Regions from separate parts of the Homo sapiens genome. Here region 2 is linked to region 1. Evidence: read pairs that join two places in POLR2A ChIA-PET (ENCODE). Cell type or tissue: PC-9. All regions are shown on one strand. Each heading gives the region's core, and the rest is flanking DNA. Links, peaks and the distances in the headings are about the cores only.

Region 1 (2,920 bases), core at 421-2,920:
CAAAAGTTTAGTAGTCATAAACTGATTATTAAATGCTTAGGCATCAAATATGGTAATGAAACGAAAATAGGTCTTCCATGAAGACACTGGCTACAACAATGACCAGAGAAGAAAATCCCTGGAATCTTAACATGGTGATTTCTCGTTGCTCACCAAGATGTGTGGGTTTCCCTTCACTGATGATACTCAGGCGAGCTACTCCTACTGCCCATGACAAAGAGAACTCAAGAAGGCAAACTTTCTTTACAAGTTAAAGGTAAAATAAGCTAGATTTATCTTTTTGACAAGTTTAAAATATATACTTAGAATATAATTTATAAAATGCTTAATCTGCTGACTCCAGAGCCTGCAGTGCAGGGTGGGGTGGGGGTGGGCAGCTGCCCACTACACCAGCAGAGCAAGAGTGCAGAGGTGCGGCTCTGCCTCCCACCCCCTTCTGTTCAGACACCCAAGGGGCCCCATGCACCCCTGAAATCACACAACTAGTTTCTACAGATTTTAGATACAAGAAATTATAGACACTGGCTTCAGTTATTCAAAAGCAAGAGCTTGGGCTTTTTGATCCTTTAATTAAAGTTCTTGTTCCAAAAAACATGTGCAAACACAACCTTTAACAGCTCAATTTCTAAAAATTATTTCATAAAAGGAGGAGAGTGAACAATCCTCTATGTATATGTTCTACAGGACAAATCTTATCACCAATTACTAAAGCAGGGAAGTGCAGCTTGTCAAAAAGTCCTTACTGGAGAGGCGGTGGGGGATGGGGGATGGAGAATATGAAAATGTCATTAAGGATGAGAGCCTAGACACTATAAAAGATGCAGCACCTCAGAGCAGCCCAGCCAAAATGAGAGGTGGCAAAGCTACTCTTTTGTCTGTGAAATTTGCATGCGTTTCATTTCCTTTACCAATGCCACCTGAGTCCAAGCCACCTCACCTTCTGTTGTCTCCATTTCAGCCTAAAGACACCCCAATTATGGTGTGAATTCCAGGTATTTCAATCAATTTTTTTTTGTGGGGGGGGGACAGAGTTTTGCTCTTGTTGCCCAGGCTGGAGTGCAATGGCGCAATCTGGGCTCACTGCAGCCTCTGCCTCCAGGGTCCAAACGATTATCCTGCCTCAGCCTCCTGAGTAGCTGGGATTACAGGAGTCTGCCACCACGCCCGGCTACTTTTATTTGTTTATTTATTTTATTTTTAATAGAGATGGGGTTTCACCACGTTGGCCAGGCTGGTCTCGAACTCCTGACCTCAGGTGATCCACCCACCTCAGCTTCCCAAAGTGATAGCATTACAGGTGTGAGCCACCAAACCCGGCTCGCAGGTATTTCAATCTAAATGTCAGTTCAACGGGAAACATCAATTAAAACAAAAATGGATTTCCTACGACTCATCGAATTCCTGTGGCCACTCTCATCCCATCTCCTATCTACATCCACCAAAAAAAAAAAAAAAAAAGCAAGGAATATAGCATACAATCTCTTTTCTTTTATGTTCTCTAAGTAAACCCTGGGTTCTGGTAGGACACTGTGTCAACATCCTGATGTCTGAACTCTTATCCCGTTAGGGTAGCCAGATTTTATGTTTTTAAAACAACAACTAGTCCAGTGTATAGTTCCGTCTATTAATGGCCACTTTTTTTTTTTTTAAGAACATCTTAAATTTTTAATCCTTTCTTTACAGGTTACCTAGACCACTTTTAATTAAGAAAACTGTAGAAAGTTAGTAACTGCTGCAAGCGAACGCCAGACGGTGGCACGTATCAATTTCCACAGAGTCCTGCTTTGCGGGGTGTCTGAATGTACTGCACGGGGTCTCTGCTCACACTTGCTGGAACCAATCGTGGCACATTTTAGTCCACAGGTCGCTTTTCCCCATATTTCTTTGTAAACTCTTCAGCATTCTTACAGAATTTTTTACGGTCGTTAGAGTATTCTTCAGCTAGGTCAGCCCGAAGCGGGTGCTCGGGCTGCGGGTCATTCACCAGTGCTATGAGGGACTGGATTACTTGGTCGGTTTTGGTTGCTGGCTTCCAGTTTTCAGCACTAATTACTGGCAGACAGACCTGCCCCTTTTCGTCGATGTTCGGGTGATAGATCTTTGTTTTAAATGTGATCCTCGGTGGTTTGAATGGGTACTCTGCTGGAAAGTTGATTTCGATTCTGAAGGCCCCCTTATTATACGGAGGGTTGTCAGGAACAATAAGCCCTTGCCAAGTCAATAAATTAGCTTCATCAACCTGGATGTTACGGAAGTTTTCCATTCCACATTTGCGGATTTCTTCAAGCTCCTTCATCAGCCTCCTGCTGGCCGCCATCTTGGATTTGGTGCTGCTTCTTTCCCAGAATGCATCGTGGTAACGGCCACTTTTAATGGTTGTGTATGTATACACTCAAATAACGTTCTGATGTGGCAGTTTGAACTTACGCTGAGCAAAGCAACTTGCCCACTGGTTGGTTAGAGTGATCATCCACAATCCTATACATTATAATTTTTTTTTTTTTTAGCCAGAGTCTCTCTCTGTTGCCCAGGCTGGAGTGCAGTGGCACCATCTCTGCTCATTGCAACCTCAGCCTCCCGGGTTCAAGCCATCCTCTCGCCTCGGCCTCCCAAGTGGCTGTGATTACAGGCACGTGCCACCATGCACAGCTAACTTTTTTTTGTATTTTTAGTAGAGACGAGGTTTCACCATGTTGGCCTGGCTAGTCTCGAACTCCTGACCTCAAGTGATCCGCCCGCGTTAGTCTCCCAAAGTGCTCAGATTATAGACGTGAGCCACTGCACCCGGCTTTACACATTATAATTCTACCTGCATATTCACCTGTTGCCTGACTGAAGGCTGGTATGTCCAGATCAGATTGCTCATCTTGCATTTCACAGCACAAAGTGAGATCCTTGGTGTTTGAATATTTTTTTCTGA
Region 2 (2,920 bases), core at 219-2,718, 160 kb before region 1:
TTGTGTCCAAGCACTATCTTAACATCAAACCTTTTAACCATGCAGTTTCCCATTATTCTGTTTTTTCCCCCGCTGCAGAGGAAGATTTCTTTACTGTCCCATTAACATTTCACGCTCAGTCCTGTCTCCGAGTTTTTACATATATTGTATCCCCGATCAGGAACTCCTTTCCCCTGTTCTACATGATCCACCTGCCTATCCTTTGGGATCCAGCCCAGATCTCATCTTCATGAAGTTTTTCCTGATTATTTTAATTTTCAGAATCTAACTATTCTGTACCTCATAATTTATAAATTATGTTATCTTTGCTTTAGTGCGTATGTATAATTATACATTGTCTTTCTGTGTTACTATGTAATATTTTTAACATTATGGTTTCTTGTTTTCTATTTGTGTTAATGTTATTTTCTAAGAATAGATATTATGCTCTTTATTTCCTCTTTGGCAGTGCTGAGCACATGATAAATCTTCAATAAATGTTTGTTTCTTAAATAATATGATAAATAGACTGGCAGACATGCATGACAGCATATGATGGTAATTTTTGTAGGAATTTGTTTGGCTCATAAATTTGTTCACTGCTGATTGATTCATTTTGCATAGTTTGAAGAAGAGCCTTCCATTCTCACACTTGCTTTTTTCCAGAGATTAGTCATTATGTATTGAGCTTCTAGAAGGAGTATTGTAATGGACACAGTAGCTCCCTCATTACCAGTTTGTTCCTCAGAAATATCTCTCTGTTACCCTTTTTCCAGACTCTTCAAGATAAAAGGAAATCCTATCATGTTGTTGTTGATAATGATGGGGTGATACAAGAATTTGTTAATTATAATAGCCCTATGAGAATAAGTAGTTCATTTGCTTGGCTATTCTGTAGTGTGTGAGCATCACATCTTAGTATTTAGCATTGTAATGAACTATATTAGGAGATATAAAAGACATACCTGTACCTCAAAGAACATGCTGGTAGATACAAATCCAAGTTATTTAATAAATCACTAAAAATCCTGTGAATCTTGGTTAAGGACCCCACTAGTCTCATTCATACACACACTTGAGAAATTCAGAAAGCTAAATATTTCTGCTGGGTGTGGTGGCAGGGACCTGTAGTCCCAGCTACTTGGCAAGCTGAGGCAGGAGAATTGCTTGAGGCCAGGATGCTGTAGCGTGCTGTGGTCATGCCTGCAAATAGCCACTGCACTCCAGCCTGGGCAACATAGTGAGACTCCATTTCTTTAAAAAGAAAGAAAGATGACTACCTCTAATTTAAAATTCCAACTTTGATGGTAAACTTTTAGCCATGGCACAGCTGAAAATTTTATTACTATATAAGATGGGAAAATCCCTTGCCACATGCTGTATTTATAAAGTTGTGAGATTATGATTTCTTTGACACCAGTACTGATTTAGCCTATTGTTTTTACAAAGAAATAGTCCTGAGGGAGCACAAGAGGAAGCCCTAGTTTTAATCAAGTAGAGAAGTTATTTATTGTTGGTCCCTGTTTAAAAAATAATAATCCTACAAAGTAAAGTTTTTAAAGAAAATAAATATTACATTTTAATTATAATAACTAGTGAGAAAAGAATTCTTCATAAATTTATAGCAACAAATACTTGGGGGAACAAACATTTATTCAATATATGAATATAAGAATGATAATATTAGTTATTGAGGGAGGTAGGGACAGGTTTGGGAGGGAAAGTCACGAGGTTTATTTTGAACACATTAAGTTTGAGATGCCTATTAAAAGTCCAAGTGGATATGTCAAGTAGATCAATTAAGAAATCATAGGAAAAAGATTGGGATATCTTTTCCCAACCTTTGGGAGGCCAAGGTGGGCAGATCACCTGAGGTCAGGAGTTTAAGACCAGCCTGGACACATGGTGAAACCCCATCTCTACTAAAATAGAAAAATTAGCTGGGTATGGTGGCACACACCTGTAATCCCAGTACTCGGGAGACTGAGGCAGGAAAATTGCTTGAGCCCAGGAGGTGGAACTTGCAGTGAGCCGAGATTGCACCACTGCACTCCAGCCTGGGCAACAGAGCGAAACTCCATCTCAAAAAAAAAAAAAAAAAAAAAAAAAACAAAAAAAACCAGTGATTTCAGTGTTTCAACAGATAGTATCTAAAGCAATGGGACTGATTGACATCGCCCAGGAGCAGTACAGTAAGGGGAGAAAAAAACTAGGTTCAGTCTTTGTTAATGTTCTTAACATTTAGAGGTCAGATAAGGAGAAGCTGATAGAAGAACTGGCTAAAAATGTAGGAGGAAAATAACAGGGTTTCTTAAAAGTTGAGAGTGTTTCAAGGAGGGAATTATCAGCTATGTTAAAGATTGAGTAATTAGCCAGGCATAGCTGTGCATGCCTGTAGTCCCAGCTGAGGTAGAAGGATCTCTTGAACTCAGGGAGGTTAAGGCTGCAGTGAGCTATGATGGCATCACTGCATTCCAGCCTGGGTGACAGAGCAAGACCCAGTCTCTTAAAAAATAACAATAAAAAAAATTAGAAAACAGGAGGTGTCTGCTGGATTTGGCAGCATGAACGTCATTGATGGCCTTCATAAAAGCAGTTTTAGTGGAGAGTACTGAGAACCGATGCCAGATTGGAGTGGGCTAAAGATAAGTGGATCAAGAGGAAACAAGCAACTCCTGAGAAGTTTTGTGGTCAAGAGGAAAGAAATGGGCCAAGGGTTGGAGACCACAGTGACAGGACAGTTTTTTCCCCTTAGTCTGGGATTGTAGATTGTATAGAGCCTGTTTACATACGTGTATTCATGGGAGTGAGCTAGTAGTTAGTCATAAACCTGCAGATATCAGAGCTTTGTGATGTTAAAAAAGATATTTATACTTTTTTAAGTCCCTGCAGAATCAACTATATACTTTTTACTTTTTTTTTTTGAGATGGAGTCTCTGTT

What was found. ChIA-PET counts read pairs that join two places held together with the same protein. Peaks named below come from ENCODE experiments on the same cell type or tissue, not always from the same donor. Only the 100,000 strongest peaks of a DNase experiment are listed, where the experiment ranks them.
Region 2: POLR2A ChIA-PET joins it to region 1 with 8 read pairs; 6 of 35 experiments call an interaction of 5 or more read pairs at or near these places.

What each region holds. Positions count from the first base shown.
Region 1 is chr13:30,427,388-30,430,307 of GRCh38, reverse strand. UBE2L5 (ubiquitin conjugating enzyme E2 L5) reads right to left here. Exons shown (of 4, transcript NM_001355247.2): 4 at 550-2,920. The coding sequence starts at 2,317. The coding sequence ends at 1,853. Among named protein-coding and RNA genes, the nearest start is that of UBE2L5, 6.4 kb to the right of the region's middle. In PC-9, for the core only: no CTCF peak of the experiment used is centred there; a DNase peak (open chromatin) is centred at 1,377.
Region 2 is chr13:30,585,649-30,588,568 of GRCh38, reverse strand. It overlaps a transcript of HMGB1 not described here. Among named protein-coding and RNA genes, the nearest start is that of USPL1, 31 kb to the left of the region's middle. In PC-9, for the core only: no CTCF peak of the experiment used is centred there; no DNase peak of the experiment used is centred there.